Regions from separate parts of the Homo sapiens genome. Here region 1 is linked to region 2. A link is a contact called in ENCODE Hi-C or POLR2A ChIA-PET data. All regions are on one chromosome and are shown on one strand. Each heading gives the region's core, a stretch centred on a gene start or an enhancer-like site at or near the end of the contact. The rest is flanking DNA. Distances are from core to core; before and after follow the strand shown.

Evidence for each region. Hi-C counts contacts between places; a loop is a spot of excess contacts on that map. ChIA-PET counts read pairs that join two places held with the same protein, here RNA polymerase II (POLR2A). Pooled maps may share reads with other maps.
Region 1: a loop to region 2 is called in a map of heart left ventricle, with 2.8 times the contacts of the local background. The contact joins two enhancer-like sites. A Hi-C loop is called at or near these places in 30 of 168 maps with a recorded cell type or tissue (A673, Caco-2, GM20431 and 18 more) and 26 of 50 pooled maps. POLR2A ChIA-PET finds 5 or more read pairs at or near these places in 4 of 52 experiments (H1, HCT116, activated CD4-positive, alpha-beta memory T cell and 1 more).

Annotation. Positions count from the first base shown.
Region 1 is chr5:170,357,046-170,359,745 of GRCh38, forward strand. It overlaps a transcript of KCNIP1 not described here. Among named protein-coding and RNA genes, the nearest start is that of LINC01366, 27 kb to the left of the region's middle. Within about 2 kb of position 1,251, at least 14 of the 41 ENCODE cell types and tissues checked have a DNase peak (open chromatin) inside an H3K27ac peak, as active enhancers do; they include testis, where a contact is called at or near this core.
Region 2 is chr5:170,225,561-170,228,260 of GRCh38, forward strand. No RefSeq gene overlaps it. Among named protein-coding and RNA genes, the nearest start is that of C5orf58, 6.1 kb to the right of the region's middle. Within about 2 kb of position 1,409, at least 3 of the 41 ENCODE cell types and tissues checked have a DNase peak (open chromatin) inside an H3K27ac peak, as active enhancers do; they include testis, where a contact is called at or near this core.

The sequences.
Region 1 (2,700 bases), core at 1-2,500, 130 kb after region 2:
GGCATCCCCACTCCCACCCCTCTGGCTCTATTTTTATTTGTTTTATTTACTGGATTTCTCCCACATTTAAAGAATCTCTTTGGCATTAAAAAAAAAAAAAATTTCAAACCACGAATGCAGTGAGGAGCACAGTTGGTTTCTAGACTGAGACATCCCCGGACCCTGCACTGTGGCTCGGAAGCCTCGGACTGGGTCCCTCACCTCCCTGGCATTTAGTTTCCTCATCTATAAAATGGAATTACAATACCCTTCTTATGGGGTTGAATGAGATTGTGCAGATAAAGCTCCCTGCCTATTAGGTGCTCAGTAGTGTTGATGGATATGACTTCTGTTATTAGCGGATACTCTCATGGTTGAGAGCCCCTCCGGGCTGGGACTCCCTCTCACTCATTACTTGTTTTCTCAGCACCAGGCACAGATTCTAAGAGCAACATCTCATGATCACTTTATGAAAGCCTATGGCCTTGTCAGTTACTGCATGACTTTATTTATTTATTTATTTTGAGGCAGGGTCTCATTCTGTTCCCCAGGCTGAGTGCAGTGATGCAATCACGGCTCACTGCAGCCTCGACTTTCTGGGCTCAAGCAATCCTCCCACCTCAGCCTCCTAAATAGCTGAGACCACACATGTGCACCACCACAACCAGCTAATTTTGACTGTTTATAGAGACAGGGTCTCACTATGTTGCCCAGGTTGATGTCAAACTCCTGGCTCAAGAGACCCTCCTGCCTTGGGCTCCCAAAGTGCTGGGATTACAGGCATGAGCCACCACGTCCAGCCACTGGATGACTTTAGACCACTGCTTCCCCTCTGCTCAACTTGTTTTCTTAAGGGCCTACCCAGAGCCATCTCCCTCACCTGATTCCTTATTAGGAGTTAAAAGCCTGACTCCCAGAGCCAGGTCCTCGCCTGCTGTTTAACCTAGGAGAAGCCCAGCTCCTGGCTCGGATGCTTGGTGAAATCAGGGGTCTGGGGAACCTGCGTCTTCCTCTTTCTGCACAGTCAGCTCCCCTCCACCCGCCTCACAGACTTCCTGGGGGCCGCTGGCAGGAACCAGAAGTTGTGCAGGCTCCATTCTGGCTGGGGAGGTTTAAACTCATCTCCTTCTGCACTGGGAACAAATGTTACCCCAGGCACAGATGACAGAGCCAAAGTGAGCAGAAGGGAGGAATCCAATCCAGGAGAGCTTCTAGTGTCCTCCAGGCCACCCATGAGGCTGCGGGGGTGGGGAAAAGGGGTGTGGGAAGATGAGATCTATCTCAAGGACAAGGCCCTGGAGCCGTAACTCTCCCCTCCCGCCCAGGCCCAGGCTGTTCCTCTTTTTTCGAGGCAAAACCTCAGCTGCCCCATCAGTGACACACTGTTCCTCTTGCCTCCTCCCACTGCTGTTCAAGATCCTCAAGAGACTGACCTTGGACCCGGGCATGGACTCTGCCTTCAAGCAGGCCAGGCTGGAGTACCAACTCTGCCTCTTACCAGCTGTGTGAAGTTGTGTCATTTGAACACCACCCCAAGCCAAGGCTCCCCACTTTTAATTGGAGATAATAATAATATCAATGGCACAAGGCTGTTTTTTAATGTAATGATGATATGAGTAAGAGATATCAGCTCACAGGCAAATCCCAACTCTGCTCTTGCAGGGCACCCGCCCCCGCTTACATTTTGTGCCCTAGGCACCTTCCTTGCCTCTTTCTAGTCTTGATCCTGGAGGTAGGGATTGCAATCACCATTTCAGCAGGTAAGGAAACTGGGGTTTAGCTAAGTGTCGTGGCTCCCCTGGTGAGTGGCAGAGCTGGGATTAGAACCCAGGTCTTGCTGCAGCCAAGACAAGGTACATTCCTCTGCACTCCTAGGGCTGGAGAAGTCACGCCTGCCTGCACTACTCCCCACCTTGCCACCAGCAGAGAGTCCCCCAGCGTCCCACTAATTCTGTTGGTGGGTTTTTCCCTGCTGGGTCTGATCAGAGCAGCCACCTGTCATGCAAAGGGTTGTGACAAATTCCATAAAGTGTCATCACCTGGGTTATGGGGAAAGGGAACACTCCAGAGGCCAAGATCAGCAGGACAGCCATACCCATGCTCTCTCAGTATCCCTATCACCTCTCAGGCAGGTGTGCAGGCCCAAAGCACCTGCCAGACACTGAGTAGGCTCTGTCCCATGAGGGCCACTCCCCCATGGCTCTCCCTTCTTACAGGCCAAGTGTGAGAAGTGTTCTTGGGTGTGGGAAAATACACACAAAGTTTTGGACACTAGGCAGGCTGGAATTGAGGTGTTGCAGCTGTTTACTGGAATTGTCTGGGAAAGCAGAAGCCTTCACACTGGGGACTTTGAGACCTGTGAGATATCATCATCCCTCTACCAAGAGGAGAATGCCACCTGTCCCATGAAAAGCTAAGCTTCAATGCTGCCCCTTGCTGGGGAAAGAGAGTCCCCACCATCCGAGTCCTGGCTCGCTCACTGTCCTGGCAGTGAGGGGCTGAGCAAGCACTCTGGTCATGTTACAACAGCCCCACTCACTCTCTGCAACCCTGGAACCTCTGAGTGCCAGTGCTTTGTCACAGGAAGAAAGTTTGATTATCCAGGGCTTCTGGGTCCCTGCCTACCTCTCCAGCCCCAAGCTAGAGCCTGCCAGGAGGGGCATGTGTTCACCTTGGCCCTCCTGATGTCCAGTAGCCTTCATCCCAGCCTACTGGCCTCAC
Region 2 (2,700 bases), core at 159-2,658:
ATCATGCTCGTTTCTCCTTCTCATCTCAGCCCAAATGTTCCCTTTCCAGGGAAGCCCTCCCTGAAAGCTGCCCCAGCCGTGTCACCGTCCCCACTGGGACATCCTTCCTTCCTTGATAGCTTCTAATTGAATCCTCACTTAATATGCATTTGTGTGATGTGTGGATTCCAGTCTGTCTCCTTCACCAGACCATGAGCTCCATGGCTCACCCCTACATGCCTCAAACTTAGCATGGTGTCTGATACACAACAGATGCTCAAGAAAGGTTTGTTGTATGAATATTAAATGCATGGCACTTGGGAAGTTTATAAAATTGTGACTTCCTTTTCCCTTGTCTAGGGCTTCTTATATATGAAAGTTAAAAAAAAGTGTGTTTTTGTTTGGTGGTTGTTTTAATGAAACATTATTTGTCAAAGTCTCCAACAGTGCAGATCCCTAAGATTTCCCTTTCTGCAAAAGATGGCCAGCAGAGGGCCCCATAGGAGCAATTACTGAAGTCAGGTCAGCGAAAACAGCAGCTGCTGAAAGATAGCCGATCCTGTGCCCAAATCTCTGGCAGTCCTTGAGCAGCTTGGAGAGAACATCACCATCATGGAACCCTGGCCCACTATGTCCAAAAACTGTTTGATCTGGCCTCAAGAAACAGGAGTTCATAAGGCAGGAGATCAGAGCCCTGCGTAGACGGTTTTAATGCAAATCCCTGCTTGTTTCTTGAGTTGCCAGTTTCACGCTTAAGAATTTGTAGTCAAGAGCTCGCACAGTTGGGTAGAATCACGCATGAGTGTTAGGGGAGATTTGCTTTCTTTGGGGGCCACTTTTCGTTTTCCAGTCAGTAGTTTTATTTCCATTTTAATTTTCCGAGCATCTGGCCCCCAGCAACAGCCTGTGGTTTGGAATTCATGGCTCTGTTGTGTGTTTACGCACTACACTTGCTTGTAATTGACAAATTTAAATTCTGGTCATATTTCATTTATTACCCAGACCCAGGGAAAAATCCTAGGCGAAAACCTAATTACAGCAAAAGTGCCACAAGGTAATTGCTGTGAAAGAACTCCTGCAGCAGCAGGGCTGAATATTTCATCCACCCATAAAATGATTATGCTGACAAGATTCTGAAAAATAATAAAATCTGTTTAATAAAAAAGAAGCAAAATATCAGTGTTTTTACACACAAAGTATTAAAACATTCTTCATTTTGGACAGATCCTAAGTCATTTGATTTTTATTCAAATGATGATCCACAGCTGAGATAGTTCTTTTATCAGAAACCGGGGTTGGGTAATCCCTCCCACATGAGGCTGTGTGGAAGCTTCCAGGCCTGCAATGGCCTTCTGGAACAGTACTGAATCGGCTTGCCACTGCTCTATTGGATCTCTGGTCTGTGCCACAGAATCAGAAAGCAGATGGAATGAAAGGAGAATGCCTTTAGTTTAGACTGCTGTCACTCCCCCACATTCTCCCTGGCCACCATGGGGGCTGTCTGTCCTTCTCTCAGAGGACCTAGAAGGCATGCAGGTGTGACTTCTGCCCTCAGAGCTTTGTTGAGTCCATCAGGGCATCTGGGGGTAATTTGCATCTGGGTGTCTCCAACTGTCCAGGATACCACTATAGCAGGGACCACTGCATTCATTCAGCTACTGAACAAGGTTGTATGGAGCATTTACCATGTGCCAGGAATTGTGTTAGACACAGCGTTGATAACAGTGAACTAGACCCTTGGTTCCTGCCCTTGACAGGAACTATATTACAGTGAAAGAGACAGGTCAAAACCAAAACAAAAAGTAAACAGAAACATAAATAAAGCATAACAAATTATATCAAGTACTGCATGGAAACACAGAAGGGGCTGGGAGAGAGGATGGGGCGATATCAGAGTAAGGCCTCTCTGAACCCTAAAGCAAAACAAGGAGCCAACATGGCAAGCTCAGAAGGAAACAGGTTCCAAACAACCGCTGGCCTGTGCCAGGCCTGAGAGGAGAGTGAGGGGAAGGGAGACTGGAGCTGTGGGGCCTTACGGACCAGGGTCAGGAGTGTAGTGTTTATTCCATTAAGGGAAACCCCTGGGAGGCTTTAAAGCAGGGGAAAGACACAATTCCATTTACATTTTAAAAAGCTCATCCCACTAGAGGCTGGAGCATATACAGTGGCTCTTAGGGACAAAGATGGTAGGTGGTGGGAGCAGACAGGAAGGACATTATTGTAACACAGGGCAGGACCAGGGCAGTGGGAGTAGAGGCAGGAGTACAGGGGGTTTTTGAGTATGGAAATTTACATATAAAAACATAAATATTTTACAAATCATCTAACATCTCAGATGTTAGCATTAGACTTTCCATTATGGTTGCAAGTGAAACTAGAGATCAAAAAATAAAATACAGCCAGGTGTGGTGGCTCACGCCTGTAATCCTAGCACTTTGGGAGGCTGAGGCAGGAGAATCACCTGAGGTCAGGAGTTTGAGACCAGCCTGGCCAACATGGTGAAACCCTGTCTCTACTAAAAATACAAAACTTAGGTGGGCGTGGTGGAGCATGCCTGTAATGCCAGCTACTCAGGAGGCTGAGGCAGAATTGCTTGAACACAGGAGGCTGAGGTTGCAGTGAGCCGAGATTGCACCACTGCACGCCAGCCTGGGCAACAGAGCAAGACTCTGTCTCAAATAAATAAATAAATAAATATAAAAATAAAACAAATTACTAGGA